3 separate regions of the Homo sapiens genome follow, and regions 2 and 3 are each linked to region 1. The links are chromatin loops, found by intact Hi-C in ENCODE. Cell type or tissue: endothelial cell of umbilical vein. All regions are shown on one strand.

The links. Hi-C counts contacts between places; a loop is a spot of excess contacts. Peaks named below come from ENCODE experiments on the same cell type or tissue, not always from the same donor. Only the 100,000 strongest peaks of a DNase experiment are listed, where the experiment ranks them.
Region 2: a loop joins it to region 1, with 4 times the contacts of the local background. A loop is called at or near these places in 3 of 110 quality-filtered maps.
Region 3: a loop joins it to region 1, with 6 times the contacts of the local background. A loop is called at or near these places in 5 of 110 quality-filtered maps.

Annotation. Positions count from the first base shown.
Region 1 is chr5:127,905,504-127,913,503 of GRCh38, forward strand. The region is part of intron 6 of CCDC192 (coiled-coil domain containing 192); the gene reads left to right. LOC124901059 (a long non-coding RNA gene) reads left to right here and starts at 3,657. Exons shown (of 3, transcript XR_007058925.1): 1 at 3,657-3,699. In endothelial cell of umbilical vein, a CTCF peak has its summit at 3,800; DNase peaks (open chromatin) are centred at 3,808, 4,568 and 5,238.
Region 2 is chr5:127,985,092-127,993,091 of GRCh38, forward strand. The region is part of intron 2 of SLC12A2-DT (SLC12A2 divergent transcript); the gene reads right to left. Among named protein-coding and RNA genes, the nearest start is that of SLC12A2-DT, 94 kb to the right of the region's middle. In endothelial cell of umbilical vein, no CTCF peak of the experiment used is centred here; a DNase peak (open chromatin) is centred at 3,180; H3K27ac peaks cover 990 bases.
Region 3 is chr5:128,197,064-128,205,063 of GRCh38, forward strand. No RefSeq gene overlaps it. Among named protein-coding and RNA genes, the nearest start is that of SLC12A2, 120 kb to the left of the region's middle. RefSeq lists an enhancer at 1,182-1,561 and a silencer at 4,367-4,546. In endothelial cell of umbilical vein, a CTCF peak has its summit at 4,469 (motif pointing left); DNase peaks (open chromatin) are centred at 2,278 and 4,468; H3K27ac peaks cover 425 bases.

The DNA of each region.
Region 1 (8,000 bases):
AATGCTGATGCAGATACCATGCTTTCATGTCAAGTTCACAATTTATGTGATGAAAATTGCCCTTTTTCAAAATATTTCACGTTTAAGACCTTTGACAAGATACTAATACACTTTAGCAAAATAGCATACTTACAGCTATCAAAAGGTGTGACTGACATGAAAAGTAAACTCACAGCCTATGTTTCTTTTCTAAGAGAATTGGAATGCAAAAAAAAAGTAAGCCAAAAGCATAGTCTATTTTAAGTAATGGCTTAGTATTTTCCATTTAATCATCCAAGGTGAGAATCATAGCTCAAAAAAAAGCAGGGATTACCCAATTTCACTCCTTTATTTGATGGATGAGAAAACTGAGAATTGCAGAAATTAACTAATTTATGCCAGGTAGCCAATAGGGAGAGAGATATCATTCCTGAGGGGAAATCTAAGTGCAGGTAGAAAGCAGCAATTTTGTCAAAGGCAAGCTGGATTTGCCTGATCAAAAATCACTTCTTTTTTTTATAACTGTTTTTTTATTGTGGTAAAATATATACAACATACAATTCACATTTTGGCCATTTTCAAGTGTACAATTCAGTGCCATTAAGTACATTCACGTTGCTGTGCAACCATCACCGCCACCATCCACCTCCACAACTTTTCCTTCTCTCAAACTGAAACCCTCTGCCCACTGAAAAATAACTGCTCTCCCCCGCCTGCAGGTAACCACCATTCTGCTTTCTGTCTCCATGAATTTCACTATTCTAGGTACCTCCTACAGGTGGAATCACACAATATTTGTCCTTTTGTATCTGGTTTATTTCACTTAGGAAATGTTAAGGTACATCCATGTTGTAGCATGTATCAGAATTGCATTATTTTAAAGACTGAATAGTTTTCCATTGTATGTATATAACACATTTTGTTCAACCAATCATCTGACAATGGACATTAGGGTTGTTTCTACCTTTTGGCTGTTGTGAATAATATTGTTATGAGCACAGGTGTACAAACATCTATTTGAGGCTAGGTGCAGTGGCTCACACCTGTAATCCTAGCACTCTGAGAGGCTGAGGGGGGTGGATCACTTGAGCCCATGAGTTCAAGACCAGCCTGGGCAACATAGGGAAACCTCAACTCTACAAAATATACAAAAATTAGCCAGGCATGGTGGCACATGTCTGTGGTCCCAGCTACTTGGGAGGCTGAGGCAGGAGGATCACCTGAGCTCGGGAGTTAGAGGCTGTAGTGAGCCATGACCACACCACTGCACTGCAGCCTGGGCAACAGAGTAAGATCCTGTCTCCAAAAAAAACCCCAACAAAAACAAATATCTATTTGAGTTCCTCCTTTCAGTTCTTTTGGGTACATAGCTAGAAGTGAAATTTCTAGGTCACATGGTTGTTCTGTTTAATTTTTGAGGAGCTGGCACATCATTTTTCACAGCTGCTGAACCATTTTACATTCTTATCAGCAGTGCACCAGGATTCAAATTTTCTCTACATGTTTGCTAACAATTGATATTTTGAGGGTTCTTTGGTTTTTGTTTTTTTGTTTGGTTGGGTTTTTTTTCACGATAGCCATCCTAACAGGTGTGAAGTGTTAGCTCATTTTGGTTTTGAAAAAAACCACATCTTTATACTACTGAAAAGCTCTACCACTACCTTGTTTGAATTTGGAAAAAGTTACAAGGAGTCATATCTGTGAACAAAGTCCAAGAAACCCACAAGTTAGCCATAATTTTAGTGTCTACAGAGACTAAACAAATAAATAAGAGCAGAACAAAAAATAAAATAATTCATTTATATAGGGGTATTTTTTTCAAATTTTATGTTTTAAAACAAACTGAAATGTTTTATTTTACCTAATTTAAAACTTCAGATTTGGGTTATAAAGTTATCTCAAGTAATTTACATTGAAAACAATTTTGCATATTACAATTCTTCAGTTATTGTGATCCAATATTAGTATCAATTATAGTAATTTTAGATATAAAAAACTATTCTAATTATTTATTTCCTTTCTCAACAGAGAGACTAATATAAATAGATGTTAAAGTCTGACATCTATTCAAAGTTTTGCTTTTAAAATAAATGTTAAAGTCTGACATCTATTTCAAAGGTTTTGCTTTATCTTAATCAGCTATTTCAAGTAATTAATGATTTTTGCCTCGATTTTACTTCAAAAGGGTTTAAATTTTCATTATATCTGTCTGTTACCAGTGGCTGAAACTGGTAGAAGTAATGTAGCTCACATAACAAGATTTATTATTTATCAAAAATTAAGTCATCAAAAATCTTTGGTATGCTGGTGACTCTTCTCTCAAAACAAAACCTACAAAAATCTTTAGCCGGTTTGTAAAATTAGTTGAATCCATATGAACTGAAAATCCAGATATTTAATCTGATAACCCAGAGCATTCTGCCTATCTAGACCAAATAGAAATGGTGCATAAACTCTTTAAGTCATAATCAGGTTGTAATAAACAGGCAGTGTATTTGTGAAGGAAGGAAGATTATTGCCTACTCAGGGTTGGTACTTTCTAAGACTACAACCACAATTTAATGGTTTTGGATAAACCATTAAAGATTGGCTTAATGCCATTATCGTGCTCACCTGTAGAGGACCCATCTCATCTAATGTCTCGTCTTATACACACACAGACCACACACATCTCACAGCTTGTTCAGCACTGGGACAGCTAACTTCATGCTTTTTTTTGTTTCCAGATAGATGATTATTTTGGAGGGGGAAATGCTCAAAACATACTAATAATCCAAACACATTTATTTCCCCTGGTCATATAATTTAACAGCTCTTTGATATGGGACAAATCAGTTTCTCCCCTTAGGAATTTAGAGGTCTACAGGTTCTTACTCAGAACTAAATGAAATACAATTATATGAACAGGGTTTTTCTAAATCTTAATTTTCAAAGAAGTGTAAAGGGGTATTATTCTTAAAGTAATACTATAAGTCATTCTTTTACTTTCCCAAAACAGAATAAAAACCTCAAACAAATTAGATTAGAAATAAAGTTTAACATCACTTCTTCCTGCTAAAATATAATCATGTTGGCGTTGTCACATGCTCAAGAAAAACTTAAAACTGTTATATTTGTACCTGAGTTGAATTTTTATACTGGTAGAACACTAATATTTTGAAATATCCTCTGATATGATTTATAGACTTGGTAATTTTATTTTATTTTTATTTCTCCCTCGCATTTCCTTTTGTCATTAAGTGTAAACCTTGTGGGAGGCTGAGGGTTACTCCTCAGGGTAGGGAAGAGTAAACACTGCATAGTACAAAGAATAACTGTTCAACTTTGGCATCCAAGTTGAGATTTTTAAGCTCTATAGGGAAATAATGGTTGTGAAAATCAGGTTTTGAGAAGAAAAAATGATTTTCTCAGACTCTCAAAATCATATCTTCATAGGTTGAGTTGCACAAAATTTTTAACATTCAACCATTTTTTGACCAATGAAATGTAACTTTATTATTGTTCAATTTATAGTGTATATCAAGAACTCAAGCTTGGAGAATTGGCCCTAGATTACAGCATGAAGAAGAAAGGGAGGTCATGTGATGTGATATAAAGAAAATGCTTACCTTTTTGTTGCTAGAAGGAGGAGCTGAAGAGAGAATAGGGAGAAAGGTCTGTGAAGGCAGACACAAGATCAACCCCTGGGCGAGAGCAGTGGACAGGGAGATACACACCCAGGTGGGTCTGGGGCCAATTTCACTGCCTCACCACACAGAGCCTGAGGACTTTTCAAGGCCCTTCACAATACCTTACGTTGACTGGCCACAAGTAGGAGCACTTCTGTTTCCAAACTGCAAGGACTGAGTTACCCTAAATGGGCAAGTTTAAGTTCACTTCTTCCCCTTGCTACTATGCAAGAATAGAAGATCAATAAAAAGAAGAAATCAATTAAATTTTGAGGTATTCCATACTAGATTTAGATAAACGTGTTCTTCAAAATGGGTTGCATTTAGGAAGAAAACAGACTTTTCCTATTTTTAACATGTTTGCTACTTTTTAACTTGCTACCTAATTTGCAGTCTTTTGTGTCCTTAGTATACAATAGTTCCAATATCAACAGCTGTAAAGTGACACAATTCATTCATTGTCACATTGCTAGTTAATGGAAAAAAAAAACTAGAAGCAACTTTCATATTTTCTGAGCTTGGTCCAGGGCACTTCCTAATAGCATTACTTTATTTTTAAGCTTTAGTTATAAAGTGCTAAGACAATGATGCACTGAAGTTTACTGGACTAATGATAAATTCTTCTTTTTAAAATTTTCTGGTCAAAATAGATGAATAGAAGTGTTCAAAGCTTGACAGAATGGTTTATATATATATTTTAATTCTTAAGGGAGACCACAATCTCAATTCATCTCTACAATGGCTTTTATTGCCTCTTCTATGAAAAGGAATCAATACAAGGATCAAATTTCCGTATTTTCAAAATGTGCTCATTTTAATTTGGCACAGTTTCCTCATTTCCTCTGTGGATGCCAAGAAAAGCACCTGTGTGAAAAAGGCTTATGTTAAACTTAGACAAAACAGGCCAAGTGCCTATAAGAAGATGAAAACAATCAGAATGTGTTGCAAAGAAAAGTTGACCTTTCTGAGCCTCCAAAGCCTCAGATTTGCATCTTCTGCATGAAGCTAGAGGCTAGACTCTTCCTGTCTTATTTATTATCTGAAAATAATATGTGCCTTTATGGCTGTCAAGATGATGAATGTAAAATCCTCTATCAACCTTTAAACAAGATCACTGCTTGGTGGGTCCTTCGAAGCTTTTGGCATCTTCACTAAATAAAAATTGCAAAAGCTCAACACACAAGAATGGGTGGCAGCTCTTTAGACTGGCTTCTTAAGTAAATTAACTAATACAAAGAATTCAGATCCAGATAAAACCAATGTGGCTGGCTTTCTCAGATCTGTGGGTTAGTGCATCCATCTTTACTAGCAAGTGATTGGTGCAATATAAAAGGAAACTTCCAGCTGTGCTTATAAATGGTTGGGTGTGTAGTTAGGGAAATCCATACAGCCATAAACTCCCAGTGTTGAATTAGTGATTGTTCAGAACTGAACAAATATGTAGAAGCGTAAATAACTGAATGTAGCACAATTCCCCAAAAAGTCCCATTGTTTCCCCGCTGCAGTAAACATGGAGATTTCTTTTCCCATGCAGGAGCCACAGGAAAGGTGGTATCCAGTAGTAAGTAGAGGACCACTGACTCTCCAGATCACAGTATTTCACATGACCCCATACACAGGCTAACAGCAGTGTCCTGCCAAAGTATAACCCATGGGGAATAGGCCTTTGAGGTTGTTTAAAAGTGGCAGACTGTGAGAGAGAAGCATATTTCCTTTCTGGGAGCCTAATTTAGCTGGAAAATGAAGATAGGCAGAATGTGAGTTTCCTGTAGCTTCATGCATTGTGTAATTTTATTAGACATAAAAAAAAAACTTCCTCTGAATGACTTATATTAACCAACTGAGATGTTTACTTTTATGTAAAATGTGACCTTCAAACTTTGTAAACAATATCATCCAATAAGAACACAAAATATTAATAGCTACCTAAAATGCCCATCACGGTCAGTCCAATTATCAAATCCTGCAATGGAAATCGCTTTCTTTAATTTCACAAGGCATGCATTGAGTCCCACAATATGTGTATGTATGTCAACAAATATTTGTGGAACATCCATTGTGGGTCATAAAATTGTTCAAGCCCAGGGGACATGAAGACAGGTAACACAGTGTCTCTAACCCCAAGGAATTTTCATGCCAGAGTGAGGAACAGACATGTAGACAGGCAAACACTAAGATTAATGCGGGGTGTTATGATGGCTGAAGAGAAGCTGGGAGCTAAACCTGCTGTTGGTATATAAGTCTCTGTAATCCTCATGGCTCTGGAGACATTACCAGTTACTTGTAATACTAATGGACAAATCCTGCATCCTTTTCTTTGAAGTGATCAAAAGAAGCTGAAAAAGCATGTATTATATTCTTCTCAGCACCATAAGTTCATGCACTCTATAATTTAGATATATTTATTGATAGATATAGATATACAAAGAGACAATTTTTCCTTCTAGGTCCATAAAGGGGTACAGTAAACTTACTAAACAATGTACAGTAAACTTGAAAAAGGGAGTGACAGATAATACAACAATTCTCTATCTTTTGCCTTATACCACTTTTTTTTTTTTTTTTTTTTTACAGACAGGGTGGTGTTACTCTGTCACCTAGGCTGGAATGCAGTGGTGTAATCATAGCTCTCTGCAGCCTTGAACTTCTGGGCTCAAGCAATCCTCTCACTTCTGTCTCCTCAGTAGCTGGGACTACAGGCAGCACACCACCATGCCCAGATAATTGTTTTTGGGCTTTTTTAAGTTCTTTACTCACATATCTCCCACCTCTCACCAAATTTTTTTTTTCGGATGGAATTTTGCTCTGTCGCCCAGGCTGGAGTGCTGTGGTGCAATCTGGGCTCACTGCAACCTCTGCCTCCCAGGTTCAAGCAGTTCTCCTGCCTCAGCCTCCCGAGCAGCTGGGACTACAAGCTCACATCACCATGCCCAGCTAATTTTTTTTTTTTTTTGTATTTTTACTAGAGACAGGGTTTCACCATATTGGCCAGGCTGGTCTCGAACTCCTGACCTCATGATCCACCCATCTCAGCCTCCTAAAGTGCTGGGATTACAGGCGTGAGCAACTGCTCCCGTCCCAAAAAAAATTTTTGTCAGGAAACAAGGAAACAACATCAAGCAAGGAAACGCTACTGACAGTATATTCAGGCTATTTTTCCAGTAGCCTCCCCTTAAAGCATAAATTATGAGTCCTCCTTAACAGAGTACAACAATGGGTTGTATAGCTGTTTTCCTTATCTCTAGTGAGAATAGATTCCTGGGTTTAGCAAAAAAAAAAAAAAAAAAAAATGAAGCTGTACTTTACACTTCTTTTTTTAACTGTAATGTTTAGAGGTTATACTAAAGATGTTTAGAGCTTACTCTGGGAAGCCAAGGGCTTCTGCACTTGCAGACATCACAGGAGAACACCGAGCCTCTGTGATAGTGGGAGGTTTCTCGGCAAGGGAGGCAGCCTCTTATCAGAGGTGGATTCCTTGTGGTGATAAGAAGGTGTTCATTGGAGCTATTATATCCAAAAGATGCAGGATTACCTGGGGAGGAGGAACTCTTCACTCTCTGCTTAGGTATTTGAAGCAACTGGAAATTTCTGCTATAGGTTCTTTCTTCCATTCAACTCTCAATGAGTTCCACAACGCTTCCAATGAAACTTCCTATGGCTTGCTGTATATACTGCAAAACCAGGCTTATACCTAATCATAGAATAAAACACAGTCAGTTCCACATTGCTCTACCCTTCACCATGTTAATTAGGGTGGGTGACACTGTAGGTGTGTTCTGCACTGGCCCTGACCAACACATGGTCCCATCATCAAAAGTCAAACTGTCCAAAAGCTTTTCCATGCCCTATTGACAGCTAGCTGTATTGTTTAGCCATAGAGGAAATGTTCTGGTTTATATGTGAACTTTCTGGAGATAGCATGATTCAAGGACAAGACAAATGGTTTTGGGGTCAAGCAGATATGAACTTAAGTCCCAGCTCCATAATTTTTCAGCTGTGACCTGGGGTAATTCTGCAAAAGCATGTATTATGATGCCTAGTCTACAGACCAACAAACTAAAGCCCAGAGAAGCTCCAGGAACACAATAAGAAAAGGAAGGTCTAGGAAGAATTCAAATGCAGATGCCACTTTACCATATTTTCCAAAAGATTGTGTCTTCTCCTCCCTGGCCTTTGAATGTTCCACTTGTTCAGATTACCATCTGTGATAAACCTACGTTTACCTCTTCATTGTTGGCCACCTTAGTAACTGAGTGGTTCTACATCTTGAGGCCTCACTGACCACCAAAGAGAAAGAAAATATCCTGAGTATCCTGGAAAAGGGATTTTTAGGTTCACTTCTACCTAGACCGC
Region 2 (8,000 bases), 80 kb after region 1:
GTAAAATAGAGTAAGTTAGAGTAAGAAAGCAAGCTGGAGCAAGGAGTTTGGATTTTATCCTAAATGAAATGTGAATTAATTAAAGAATTTTAAACAGAGTAATATCGCATAAATATTTTTTAATAAGAAAGACATGGACAATGAATTGTGGAGAGTCAAGGGTGGAAGCTGGCAGATCAGTTATGAGGCTATTGCAGTGGTCTTGGCAAGAGAAAATAGTGTCTTAGGCAAGAACGACAGAAAGAAGAGTGAAGTGTTTGAATTAGGAAGGAAAATTTGACAGGGCTTGCAGAAGGCATAAGGCAAAAGACTGACAGATGTTGCCGTATGAAAACATAAATCTTATATATCAAATAGACCATAAACAAAGTTAACAGTTAAAAAATAAATGAAGAAAAAATGTGTAATATATATAACAAAGGATTAAAATAAAATATATTATGTATATTAAAAAATGTCAAAAATACATTTTAAAAGCTATAAATGAATAAGAAAAAGACAAACAACCCAATAGAAAAATGCGCAGTGATATAAAGAGATAATTTACAGAACAAAATACAAATGAAATAACATGTGCAAAGACATTCAACCCTGTCAAGAAACTAAGACTTACAAAATAAAATAATAAATCACTTTAATCTTTTTCACTGGAAAAATTAAAGACATAAAATTTAAAATATAATAAAAGAAAAATATATGTTTAAATATTTTGTATTGGTTGAGAGTAATAATGGGAAGATAAATGAATATGGAAATTTGGAGGGCAGTTTGTCTACATCTATCAAGTTTTTTAATTGACCGTGAAATTCTCCCAGTATTTATTCTAAAGATACACTTTTATTATTTATTATTTATTTTTAGACAGAGTCTCATTCCATCACCCAGGCTGGAATGCAATGGCGCAATCTCCTCCCACTACAACCTCTGCCTCCCGGCTTCAAACAATTCTCCCACCTCAGCCTCCCGAGTAGCTGGAACTACAGACATGCACCACCACACCTAGCTAATTTTTGTAATTTTAGTAGAGACACGATTTCGCCATGTTGGCCAGGCTGGTCTCAAACTCCTGACCTCAAGTGACCCACCAGCCTCTGCCTTCCAAAGTGTTGGGATTACAGGCGTGAGCCACCTCACCCAAGCTAGAGATATACTTTCAAATGTGTACATGAAGATATATACAAGAATGTTCATTGCAAGGGTATTTGTAATGGAAAAAAAAAAGAAAACCATCTATTTGCCCATTTTTGGTGACATTCACCCCAAGAAATATAATGGAAATACCGTGGAGAATTTTTAAAGAGTAACATTGATATATAGGGACTTACTCAGAAATATCTCTATGACTTTTTAGAAGTAAAAAATCAAGTCAAACAATATAAGGAGTTTGGTTTTCCTTATATGGAGAAAACTGAAACTATATGTGAATGTGAATGTAAGTAGATTCAGAGTAATATCTTCAATGTCTTAAAATTTTAACAGTGGTTCCACGGTAGGGTAGGAAGTTAACTGACCTGACTTAGGGGAAGGCTGATGGATGAGGAAGCACTTTTGCTTTTTATGCTACACACATCTTCATTGTTTGAATGTTTATAGCACATATTATTGTATTACTTGAGTAATTCTCTACATTGGATTTCAAATCCAATATATTTGGATTTCAAAAAGTGAACAAATGAAACTCAGATTATGTTGGCAGTCGTAGAAGGGGCTTCAATCATAAACAGTTGTGAAAGTTTTGGTGGTAATTTGAATTTAATAAATCTTTACTGAACAAAGCTTGCAAGAGTACAGTTCAATGTGGAGTCTGGTCAAATGGCATTTAAAACGCTAAAGGAAGTGCTCCAAGAAGGGAGAGTCCAAGGACTTGGGGTAGAAAGAACAAGGCAAAGGCTTGAATCTGTAATGTCTTTGAGTTTTTTTCATTTCCCTTATCCATAAAATGAAGTATTGGCCAAAGCAGCATTTCAAACTATTTTTTGGGGGGTGGGGGTGGGGGCAAGGAACAGAACACTTTTGTATTCCCAAAATGAAATCTTATGAAAATCTCACTATTTACAACTGATAAAAGCAGTATTTCTCTGATTAAAAGAGGTCAAAAGCCAGAGCTCTACCAGCTCTGCTCCTTGGGCAATACTGCAGCCTTCCTCGGGATGTCCCAGAGGAACCCGAGGCCATGGAGAACACTCCTCAAAAACTTCCAGCCTGGATCATTTCTAAAGCCTTTTCTACTCTAAAATACATAATTCTCATTTACAGATGTAACTCATGAGAGTCAGCCTCAGTAAGTGTAGAGTACAGTTAGAATTCAACTGAGGAGAAGCAAAGAGGAGCAGCATTTATTACACTATTTACATGTGCTACACATTGTTTAAGCCATTTTAATACCTTACTTTGTTTAATCCTCACAACCATCCAGTATTTTTAGCTCCATACAGGGAGGAAACAAGGAGATAAGGAGCTTTCCAGAGGTCACACAGTAAGTACTGAGCAAATTCTAACAGATTTGCCTAATTGGAAAGGTCACACTGGGTAGGCCTAGAGCACAGTGTCCTATTAGGGGAAAGGGGATACAACAGTAGTACTTCTGGGGGCTGATGGGGAGGGTAGTGGAGGACACCAGGAGAGGGTGGGTGGGAGGACTTCCAATACCAGCTCCTCATGCTTCCCAGCTTTGTCAGGGACTATGCCTTCTAACAGTCTATTTGGGGAGCTAAGACTATCACATGTGGAACAAATTAAGGAAAACATAGGCAGCATGTAATTAGCTGTTTAACCACATGGTATATTCTAGAATTTGAGGAGCTTTGAGGTTTTTTTGTTTTGTTTTGTTTTGTTTTTTTCAGAAATGATTATAAATTTGCACTACTCTTGTTCCATCCTCTCCAGATACCTGGTTGTGGTCAGTGTCTGTGGTCAAGGCAATGCGAGGCACATCCAGCATCCCTGAGCAAGATGTGCTCAAACACATGTACGCTACAATGTTCCCATAACATCTGCCTCCATAGCATCAGCAACTGACCTAAATGCCTGCCTTAATGGGCAGGGCTTTTTTGCATGCTAGATGTCCAGGATGCTTGCTGTCCCTACTTGTAATTTACCATTGCAGTTGTTATTTACATTATTTTCCAAGTAACCAATTCATAGAACAGCCAGACAAGAGCTGAGTCATCTTGGAAGAGAGCCCAAAAATCTCCCCTGCACAGCAAGCTTTACAAAAAGATCATCCTTTGTGGAATGCAAACAAAATGGCCTCCACAATTTATTAATGTTCCCAAGAGCTGTGATTATGAATCCAGACATTTTAACAATGTTGAATCTAATTATGCCAGGTGAACAGAGTATCTATCACAAGTTACTCCAAACCATCCAGAGGTACAATGTAAGCCTCTTGTTTTTACAGGTTCTTCTGTCAAACCTAACTGAGAGCATTTTGTCTTTTGAGCTAGACTAAGGTTAAACAAGATTTACACTGAAGGCAGCCACAGCAATCAATGACTGATGCTTAGACTAAGCCAGGATGCATATGTTTCAGAGTCATCACATTCTCCAATTTTAAGAAGAATAAAATATTGGCATATTCCCAATTCAACATATTTAATTCAACTGCTGTTTGTTTTCAAAGGAAATTTAAAACAATAGCAAAGAAGGAATTCACCAATACTAATTCTATAACACTAAAAAAAATTTCTTTTGTTTTTAATTATACTTTAATTTCTGGGGTATATGTGCAGAACGTGCAGGTTTGTTACATAGGTATACATGTGCCATGGTGGTTTGCTGCACCCATCAACACGTCACCCTACATTAGGTATTTCTCCCAATGCTATCCCTCTCCTAGTCCCCCCACCCCGACAGGCCCTGGTGTGTGATGTTCCCCTCACTGTGTCCATGTGTTGTCATTGTTCAACTCCCACTTATGAGTGAGAACATGCGGTGTTTGGTTTTCTGTTCTTGTGTTAGTTTGCTGAGAATGATGGTTTCTAGCTTCATCCATGTCCCTGCAAAGAACATGAACTCATCCTTTTTTATGGCTGCATGGTATTCCATGGTGTATATGTGCTACATTTTCTTTATCCAGTCTATCATTGATGGACATTTGGGTTGGCTCCAAGTCTTTGCTATTGTGAACAGTGCCGAAATAAACATACGTTTGCATGTGTCTTTATAGTAGAATGATTTATAATCCTTTGGGTAAATACCCAGTAATGGGATTGCTGGGTCAAATGGTATTTCTCGTTCTAGGTCCTTGAGGAATAGCCACACTGTCTTCCACAATGGTTGAACTAATTTACACTCCCACCAACAGTGTAAAAGCATTCCTATTTCTCCACATCCTCTCCAGCATGTTGTTTCCTGACTTTTTAATGATCACCATTCTAACAGAATAGAAATCTCAATAGAGATTTGCATATCTCTATTGACCAGTGATGATGAGATTTTTTTCATATGTTTGTTGGCTGCATAAATGTCTTCTTTTGAGAAGTGTCTGTTCATATCCTTTGCCCACTTTTTGATGGGGTTGTTCGTTTTTTTCTTGTAAATTTGTTTCAGTTCTTTGTAGATTCTGGATATTAGCCCTTGTCAGATGGATAGATTGCAAAAATTTTCTCCTATTCTGTAGGTTGCCTGTTCACTCTGATGATAATTTCTTTTGCTGTGCAGAAGCTCTTTAGTTTAATTAGATCCCATTTGTCAATTTTGGCTTTCGGTGCCATTGCTTTTGGTGACTTAGGCATGAAGTTTTTGCCCGTGCCTATGTCCTGAATGGTATTGCCTAGGTTTTCTTCTAGGATTTTTATGGTTTTGGGTCTTATGTTTAAGTCTTCAATCCATCTTAAGTTAATTTTTGTATAAGGTGTAAGGAAGGGGTCCAGTTTCAGTTTTCTGCATATGGCTAGCTAGTTTTCCCGATACCATTTATTAAGTAGGGAATCCTTTCCCTATTGCTTGTTTTTTTCAGGTTTGTCAAAGATCAGAGGGTTGTAGATGTGTGGTGTTATTTCTGAGGCCTCTGCTCTGTTCCATTGGTCTATATCTCTGTTTGGTACCAGTACCATGCTGTTTTGGTTACTGTATAGCCTTGTAGTATAGTTTGAAGTCAGGTAGCATAATGCCTCCAGCTTTGTTCTTTTTGCTTAGGACTGTCTTGGCTCTGCGGGCTCTTTTTTGGTTCCATATGAAGTTTAAAGTAGTTTTTTCCAACTCTGTGAAGAAAGTCAATAGTAGCTTGATGGGGGATAGTAATGAATCTATAAACTACTTTGGGCAGTATGGCCATTTTCACGATATTGATTCTTCCTATCCATGAGCATGGAATGTTTTTCCATTTATTTGTGTCCTCTCTTATTTGTTTGAGCAGCAGTTTGTAGTTCTCCTTGAAGAGGTCCTTCACATCCCTTGTAAGTTGTATTCCATTCCTAGGTATTTTATTCTCTTTGCAGCAATTGTGAATGGGAGTTCACTCATGATTTGGCTGTTTGTCTGTCATTGGTGTATAGGAATGCTTGTGATTTTTGCACATTGATTTTGTGTCCTGCGACTTTGCTGAAGTTTCCTATCAGCTTAAGAAGATTTGGGGCTGAGACTATGGGGTTTTCTAAATATACAGTCATGTCATCTGCAAACAGAGACAATTTGACTTCTTCTTTTCCTATTTGAATATCCTTTATTTCTTTCTCTTGCCTGATTGCCCTAGCCAGAACTTCCAACACTATGTTAAATAGGAGTGATGAGAGAGGGCATCCTTCTCCTGTGCTGGTTTTCAAAGGGAATGCTTCCAGTTTTCCCCCATTCAGTATAATATTGGCTGTGGGTTTGTCATAAATAGCTCTTACTATTTTGAGCTTTCCAGAGTTCCAGCAATATCTAGCTTATTGAGAGTTTTTAGCATGAAGGACTGTTGAATTTTGTCGAAGGCCTTTTCTGCATCTATTGAGATAATGATGTGGTTTTTGTTATTGATTCTGTTTATGTGACAGATTACATTTATTGATTTGAGTATGTTGAACCAGCCTTGCATCCCAGGTATGAAGCTGACTTGTTTGTGGTGGATAAGCTTTTTGATGTGCTGCTGGATTTGGTTTGCCAGTATTTCATTTAGGATTTTCGCATTGATGTTCATCAGGGATATTGGCCTGAAATTTTCTTTTTTTATTTTGTCTTTGCCAGGTTTTGGTATCAGGATGATGCTGGCCTCATAAAATGAGTTAGGGAGGATTCCCTCTTTTTCTACTGCTTGGAATAGTTTCAGAAGGAATGGTACCAGCTGCTTTTTATACCTCTGGTAGAATTCAGCTGTGAATCCGTCTGGTCCTGGACTTTTTTTGTTGGTAGGTTGTTAATTACTGCCTCAATTTCAGAACTTATTATTGGTCTATTCAGGGATTTGACTTCTATGCAAATAAACTAGAAAATCTAGAAGAAATGGATAAATTCCTGACAAAATTTCAATCTTACTATTACTTAATACAAGTAACACCAGCAGCTTCAGAGAGAAAAAACAGATGTAGAAGTTGAAATTTTTTTTATTCAAAACAGCAGATGGGAAATGTTTTATTCATACATGCATTCCCCATGACCAGTATGACCTTGCATGCAGTTGGTGCTCAATAAATGTTGATTATATAAGAAAGAAAATCTAGTTATGGGACTTTGTGTGATCAGTATAATATCCATTTTTGTTTGAAGACAAACTTTAATTTTTTTTCCTGTTCTCCTTCAGTGAATGGTATTTGATTTTTCTTTTGACGTTAAAAAGTTAGTAGGCTCTTATCCATTGTAGTAGAAGGTCCACCATACATTACATTTCTATTTCTCTTTCCTCTCTAATGAAAAAAGTTTTGAAGAACCAAACATCCTAGCTTCCCTTGTTTATGAGTGGAGTTCTGGTACAATTATTCTTAGTGTCCTTTCAAAAATATCACAATTTAGGAAACAAACAAACTATAATCTAAGCCATCTAGAAAAGTGCCACAAAATCACCAATCACCTTTATCTCACTGAAGATTATACCCTGGGGACAGTAATCCTTCCCAAACAAAAGAAGAGTAGCTGTCAGTACCCTGGAATCACTTCTGAATCCTTTTCAGAAGATAAAACACTTTTGAGTTACTGAAAGTATTCATCCTCAGAAGAGAGTTGAACAAGTCTTCTCAATATGAATGAAATCAAACTGAGTGGATCCTGAAGGAGAGAAGGGAGATGTTGTTTTGGGTCTATGAGTGGACAAATATCAGGCCAGACCAACCCAGCAAACCTGAGACCTATTAATGTGCTGTATAGGAAAGAGCCAAGCAAGTTTAGTGTTGGTGGGGTGGTATTGGACTCCCTCTAAGGACCCCTTCTAAACCACAGAACCATCACAGCTATGATACACACCACTTGTCTTGAGAGCAGTCATCAATAGTGACATCCCGTGACAGCCAGAGGCAATGGGAATTGATCAGACTCAATTTCTCTCTTTGCTTGTATATGAAACTCAGGCTCCTAACTCTCCCTTTGTCCCGTCTTTGGACTACGTAAATTCCTAGTGTTCTTAGAGACCTGAAAGACACACACACAGACACACACACACACACACACACACACACAAAACAGGTGAGACTAAAAAGATTATTTGAAATGAATAAAATAATGGTGGCATTAATTTCATACCAAGTTTGTGGAGGAATTCACACAAGACAAACAAAAAGAATAAAATTTAATGGGCAACAAGCAATTTTATTTAAGATTTTGGGAAGAATGTCTTGACTATACACAGAAAGTCCACACCTGGAGTTGTTTAAGACCCCAAGTGGCTTGCAGTCAAATGCACACATGATCTACTTGGGCCCCAGAGTCAGGCAATGACTAGGGTCTTCCACTTCTAAGCAACTCACTATAAGTTAGCTCTGGAGCTTGATTAAAAAAAGACTAGAGGGCAAACTTTTCTTTGTCTATAGAAAAATCTAGGCTCATGAAAAATGTAATCGATGTTTAGATACTTTGGGACACTGACATGG
Region 3 (8,000 bases), 290 kb after region 1:
TGAGTGGAAGATTGTTTTCTGCTTACTACAGGAGACCGTGCTTTTTTCAGAGAAGTTAAGAAGTTGAGCATAAAAATACCAGAAGGCCCAACTGTGAGAGACAAGAGAAGTGTTGATGTAGCTTTCCAGAGAGATTGTGGATTCCTGAAGCTGACTCTGCAGCTCCCTATGAGCACAGACACTTCCCTTGGCCCCCCTGAGCCTTGCTGCTCAACTCTAGGATGAGGATACTACGATCCCCTTCAGAAGTGTTATGAGATTTCAGTAAGTCAAAATATGTAAACTGGCTGGCGTATAGTGTTAATTGCTATGAACTCTTTTCTCCCCCTTTCTCCTGAATTAGAAAACAGCGCTCAACCAATCCAGACACCTTGCAGAACTCCTCCCTTCTGCTCACTGCTCAGGTGCAATTCATCACCCTATCCTATTGACATTTTTCTCAACATCTTTAATCTTCCTACCTTTCACCGGCCCTTTTTCCATGACATCAGTTCAGGGTTCCAACACTGAGACCGACCATGTCAGGCCTGCCCTAAGCCTAATATGATGGAAAGAAACAGAGTCCAGAGTCCAGCCAGGGAAGAGGTGGGCTCTTTTTGCTGATTCAAATAATGCATCTGGGCATTATTCAAAGTCTTCCCTCCACCTCCAGAGAGGGGACCCTCCTCCCCTGAATACGACAGCTGCATCCACAAGAAATTTGGTTACGTCTATCATTTTTACACTGTGCCTCCCTGCTAGTTTCTTTGCTAGCTCTTCAGCAGACCCAAGCAGTGGCCAGTTAAACTGAATCCAAATCATCATTCTGGCCCTCTAACTTAGACTGGGACTTTGTTGATTAGCCAAGATCAGTTGTGTTTTTCTCGCACATTATTGCAAAAGGTTTCTAATCTGTCTTCTTGCCTTCTGTTATACCTGTCTCTATACTAAAGCCAGGGTGAAGTTCAAAAGACAGATTTGATCTTATCGCTTTTCTGCTTAAAACCATTCCTTGGCTGCATTCCAAGTTCTTCAGCAACTTCTGAGCCCTTCACGCCTCTCTCTAGGTTCATTTTCAGCCACCACTTGCCATGCCTGGAGCTCTATACTCCAGTCAGACTAACCATTGGCACAGTGGGCTCTTTTGCTTCCAGGCAGTGGAACATGCCATTCTCTCTGGCTGGCCTTTGACTTTCCTCCTTGTCATGAACTCATAATTTTACATTGCTGCAGCATCTACTTTGACTGAAACTTAAACTCTTTCATACCAGAAGCAGGGCTCAGTCACCCTTGACAGAGTTTCCAGTTCTACACTTCCTCCCAGTTCCTCAACCTGGTCAATCCAGATATCTGCCTGATAATGGTTTGGCTGTGTCCCCACCCAAATCTCATCTTGAATTGTAGCTCCCATAATTTTCATGTGTTGTGGGAGGGACACAGTGGGAGATAATTGAATCATGGGGGCGGTTCCCCCATACTGTTCTCATGGTAGTGAATAAGACTCACGAGATCTGATGATTTTATAAGGGGAAACCCCTTTCACTTGGCTCTCATTCTCTCTTGACTGCCACCATGTAAGACATGTCTTTCACCTTCTACCATGATTGTGAGGCCTCCCCAGCCATGTGGAACTGTGGGTCCATTAAACCTCTTTTTCTTTATAAATTATCCAGTCTCAAGTATGTCTTTATCAGCAGCATGAAAATGGACTTATACATTGCCTTATACAACTGCCTCCTGGTGACCACCTCCCTATGGGACCACCTCCCAATGCAGCCTACTTGAATCACCTTACTGACCCACGTACCTAACATGGACTGTGCAGATATGCCATAGTGACCAGTCCCAGTGTGACTGCATGAGACATGGACCTGCTTGCTCCAAACCCACCAAGTAGAATTACCCACGGGAAACTGGGTAATGCCCTGGTCCCCAGTAAAGGCTTTAGTCCCACAGGTTCTCTCTCTCTTGCTCCCCACTCCTTGGTTGAGTGCATGTGTCCTGGACAGCTCTTCTCATCCCACTGGCCCTGTGAGGCAAGGCGTGCTGCCCTCTTCTCTCTGGGTCTGTAGGTAATGCACTGCTTTTGTTATTTAATGTGTTTGTTGCACTGCCTCCTCTGTGTCTCACCCCACGGACACAGTCGAACCTAACTCTTCTCCCCGTCAGAGCTCTCCTACAGAGTGGCTATCTTGGTAAGAATGCACTGGACACAGGTCAGACAAGAGCCACAAGGGTGTCTGCCAATATAAACAAGTTTCCTGTGAGAGGGACACCTGGTCATGAGTCAGACACTTAGGCATGAGGCCATTGACCAGGGTAAAGTAGTATCCCATGAAAGGCACACTGTAAATACTCATGACCGCCTTTCCTGTAGCCCCATCAGGGCAGGACTAGAATTTATAACCCCTCTCCAGGGAGAGCCCTCCAGACCAGATTAGAGGAAAGTACAGCACTCTTCAAGAAGCAGCTCAGAAAGACCTCCTCCAGGAAGTTTTCTCTGATGCCACAGGTCTGGATTAGGGTCCCTCTCTGCTGTGCCCCTCTGTGCTCACCAGCTTGGCCGTTTCATGTCCTCACTATGCTGGTGTCACCTGGTAACACACTTGAGTTACCTGGTTTTGTTCTGTGGTCTACACCAATCTGGGAGCTCCTTAGGGGTAGTAACCTTAGACAAGGCTTGCAACATAATCAGCAATTAATATTAATGTCTGAGTCAATGAATAAGTGAATGAATGAAGCAAAGAACTGGTTTGGTTTCTCTTATGAACACTATGGGTTGTGTAATAATTTTGTTTCCCACTTATTCATCACTGATGAGGGAAGGACTACCAAGAGATTATGGCAGATATTTAAGGTATTAGGTGAACCCATGGATCCCACTCCTACATGCTGTTGCTTCACTGATAACTGTAGTATAGTATCAGTACATTTGTAGAACTAAAGGGGAGTGCCAAAATATTTTAAAAATAAATGAATTTATCACTGTGAAAAAGCCAAATGAACCTCTGCTATTAATGCCTTATCTTGTCAAGTGTCTAAGGACTGTGTGACTCAAAAACCCATGCTTTTTAAACATTATGAATTGGGAAACTGCAGTTATTACTTGTGACTTTTTCCAACTAGCAAAGTCTTACTGTTTCCTGATGACACAGCTCAAAAGTCACCTTCTCTGTAAAACTCCTGTGACATCCCATCACCACACTCCTCCTGTAGCCCTTCCACCTGATCTGTTGGACGATCCCACTGTCATTTATTTGATTTCCCCATTAGATTGAGTAACTGACAATCACTTTCATACCTCTAGTGGCTTATCTTATTTGTGAGCAGCTTGGAGTTTTCAATACAGGATTTACTTCATGAAGGGATGAATGAAAAGATTAAATCTATAAAGGGGGAAGGCTGCTGGTGACAGGGGAATAGCTCAAAGGGGTTATAGGCATGGAGCATTATTAGGATTGGAGCTTTTTGGAACGTGTGACTTGGTTGAGTGTTCTAGTTGTAACAACTACACACTAATATGATTTGCATGGCATGTTTCATGTATGCTTGAATTCTTGAGACCTAACTTATAATAACCATTATTTCATTATTTCCTTCATGCTAAGGATTAAGGTTAATGATGATTTGAAGAGAGGATCATTTATTAAAGTGCTTATTGATTCAGTGAATACTTACTGATTATCTAGGGCAGGGCAACACCATGTGTAGTGGCCCTGGAGCTCCTGCGGACCCTGGCTCAGGAAGGTGGTGGGGGCTTGGTTTGAAATGCTTAAGTCAAGGAAAAAAAGAGAGGTAGTGTTTAGTTAGGTGTCTAAGTATTTGCTTAAGGAACTGGCCACCTGCTTGTCCAAGTTCAGGCTGTTATCTTAACTGCCCTTTAAATGCTTCTAGGTTGCTTTTATTCTTTGAGGATTAGTGAACAATTCAGTCCCACAGGTGTCTGCTGTTTTGAGAAAATAGTGCCGAAAAGTACACGAATGCGGGCAAATCCTTATTTGTTAAAACCTCCAGTCTTTCAAGAGATCCTTTTCCCAGACACGTGACTGAGGGTTCGCATAATCCCATTTCTGCTTAACCCGAGTCACTCCCAACTTCACACCAACAGAAGGATCCTAGGATAGACCCATTCATCCGTCCATCCTTCCTTCCTGCTTCCTTCCTCCCTCCCTCCTTCCCTCCCCTTCACCCCCCACCACCTGCCTTCGAATTAAACTGTAATCCTGATTTACTTCATTCCTTTCTTGTTTGACATTTCTCAGATTTCACGATAAGAGGGAAGCGAAGAAAAAAGCACGTGACTTGAAAATGTTTTTCTCTTTTTAAAGCCACATCTTTCTGCTTCATTTTGATTTCAGTGTAACTCGCCGAGTGAGGACTCTTGGCCCACGCTGGGAGCCCGCAGCCGGCATCCGCCACCGCCGGGCAGGTGTGCGCTGGGCGGGCGCGCGGACTCGCCTTTGCCCGGCCCGCGGCTCCCCCGTGTGGCCTGAGTAGGTAGTGATGCGAATAACATGCTTTGAGAAGTCAGAAGGCTGGCGTCTCTTCCTCCGGAGCTCACGGAGGAGTCTCTCTGGTTTCCTTTCTCAGAGGCAAAAAATTTCCAGTTGGTCTCAGGCTAACATGGACTCTGGCAGAGGAATTGAATGATGGCCGATTTCAAGAAAGCAAAACAAACTCCTGCCGGGGAGACAGTTTGGGGTCGAATGATTTCATGATGCCCAAGACCACTCCTGCCACACAAGCGAGGGGAAAGAGCGGGGAAGGTTCTAGATGAGCTGGATCCCCGCTAGGTGCCAGGCATCTGACATGCATTATTTAATCTTACTGTACCCCAAGCTAGATAGGAATAGTCACCTCATTTTACAGAAGAGGAATAGTCACCTCATTTTACAGAAGAGGAAACAGATTCTCTGAGGTCCGCAGTCTCAAAATGGTGTAACAAGGGTTCAAACTGTGACCAGGCTGACTCCAAATCCCATACACTTGGCATGACAAGACCTCATACAAGAGAGGCGTCTCGGTCCCTTTGTGTTGCTGTAAACAGAGTACCTGAGTCAGAGTAATTTGTAAAGAACAAAAATGTATTTATCACAGTTCCGGAGACAGGTTCAATGTCTAGGGAGGGCCCCCATCTCTGCTTCCAAGATGGCACCTCGAACCCCATCCTCACATGGAGGAAAGGCAAAAAGGACAAGAAGAGATGAACTTGCCCCCTCTAGCCATTTTATAAGATGCTAATCACCTTCCTATAGGATGCATGTTTAATCCTGTTGCACAGGGGATTCACTTTCAACATGAATTTTGGAAGGGACACAAACATTCTAACCATAGTAAGGTGAGGATCTCCTGCTCAGTTCTCTCCTTCTGTTGGAGATAGACGTCAGGCTCCAGAGAAAGCTGCTTATATCTCAAGTCCAATAACCTCACGTCTGCATGGCCCATCTGAGTTACATGAGTGTGGAGTGTGGCATTCTGATCTCTGCATTGCAAAGTATGTTGCGTAATCTCGAGAACAGTCCTATGAGATGATTTTTTTATTGGCAATTTAATCATAAAATGAAGAGAGAGATGAAGTCACCTGCTTAAAGTTCTGACAGCTAGCAAATGTGCATGAATTTGTCTTTTTCAGGTCTAGTGGTGTGAAATCAATTTTAATTATCATATCAAGTTGTCTTACATCTACCTCTGTAGACTAGTTTTGAAAAATTTGTTAAATGAGGGAGGTGGGGATCCTAAAGTTCCCTTCTAGCCCCTGAGTTCTGAGTTCTGGTTCTTGAGTGCTGTCACATATGTTTCTCCTCTCATCTTCCCAGTGCTGTAATCTGGGGGTACCAGGGTGATATGGTTTGGCTTTGCGTCCCCACTCAAATCTCATCTTGAATTGCAATCCCCATAATCCCCCCATATATAGGAAAGTGACCTGATGGAAGGTGACTGGATCATGGGGGCAGTTTCCCCCATGCTGTTCTGGTGATAGTGAGTTCTCACGAGATCTGATGGCTTTGTAAGTGTTTGACAGTGCCTCCCTCACACGCTCACACTTTCTCTCCTGCCACCATGTAAGATGTGCCTGCTTCCCCTTCTGCCATGATTGTAAGTTTTCTGAGGCCTCCCCATCAATGTGGAGCAGTGAGTCAATAAAACCTGTTTTCTTTAGAAGTTATCCAGTCTCTTTATAAATTACCCATTTCTTCATAGCAGCGTGAAAACGGACTAATGCACAGGGGTATAGAGTTTGGTGACTAGCCATTGGACACACAGGCAGTCTCTGCCCCATCTAAGCCTGGGATGCAGGTTCCTTGACTGTGGACCTTGCATTGTGGGCTATTTACTGTTTGGCCTCATCTTGCCCCTTTTCTTTGATGAGACTCAACATTTCCCTTTGGGATGAGGCACTTTCTCTCTGGCTAGGGTGGGGCTGATCCACTCAGGCTTTGATGGTGTTTATATGACTCTGGCCTGGGTTGTCAAAGTGATTGGTCCGTAAACAAAATCCTGCTCTAAGTTGGGCTAAGAGCAGGCAGCTGCAGCTTCTAGCCCCTTTGGGAGAGAAGTGTGCTTATAGTTTTAGCTTCTAGCCCCTTTGGTATGGAAGTGTGCTTTTGACTGCATTTGCTAGTGTGGCTTTTATGGACTGAAGATTCGTATACCCCCTCCACCCCCTAGTATTCATCTGTTGAAGCCCTAATCCCCAATGTGACTATATTTAGACATGGGGCTTTTACAGAAGTAATTAAAGTAAGGTAATAAGGATAGGGCCTAGATCCCACAGGATGAGAGTACATAGAAGAGGAAGAGAAACCAGAGGTTGCTCCCTCTCCACATGCTTGCACTGAGGAAAGGCATGCACTGTGGACAGAAAACACAGCGGGTGGCCAGGTGCAAATCAGGAAGAGTCCTCACAGGAACCAAACCTTGCTGGCACCTTGATCTTAGACTTCTCAGCTGCTGGAACTGTGAGAAATACATTTCTGTGATTTAAGCCACTCACTCTAATGGTATCTTACTATGGCAGCTTGAACTAACACAGTGGTAAAAGGTCAGCTGGGGGCTACTAGTCATCATCTCTGCCACCAAGTGAGAAAGCCAACAGAGGCAAGAAGAGCTGAGAGTGGGAGTGACAAGGGGTGTGGACCCCTGGACTGTTCATGATCCAAGCCAATACGTTTTAACCAGCTTTGATATATCGTTCATATACAACTTCCCCTCTTAAAGTGTATAATTCAATGGATTTTTATATATTCACAGATATATACACAGGTGCAACTATCACCAGAGTCATATTAGAATATTTCTCTCACCTCAGAAAGAGCCCCCATTTCTTCTGTTTACTCCCCTATGTTCCCATCCTTCCCAGCCCTAAGCAATCACAAATCTACTTTGTTTAACATTTGCCTATTCTGTATACTTCATATAAACAGAATAATATGGCTTGTGTGTCCGGCTTCTTTTACTTAGCATAATATTTCCAAGTTTCATCCATGTTATGGTGTATGTCAGTACTTCATTTCTATGGCTGAATAATATTCTGTCCTATGGATATATGACATTTTGTTAATCCATTCATCAGTTGAATGTTTGGATGTTTCCACCTTTTGTCTATTAGGAATATTTTGTGTTCATTTATGTAGATATGTTTTTATTTTTCATGAGTGGATTTGAATGGAACTTCTCTTGACTAGAATTCCACCTTAAGAACGAAATCACTGACTCATATGACCATGTTTAATTTTTGAGGAATTGCCAGGCCTTATTCCAAAGTGGCTACATTATTTACATTCCCACCCACACTGTATGAGGGGCTCTGATTTCTCAATATCCCTGCCAATACTTATTAATATCCAACTTTATTCATTCTAGCCATCCTAGTAGATGTGGTGGTATCTCACTGTGGTTTTGATTTGCATTTCCCTGATGAATAATGATGTCAAGCATCTTTCCATATGTTTATTGACCATTCTGTATCTTCCTTGGGGAAAGGTTTATTCAGATCCTTTGCCCATTTTACTTTATACATT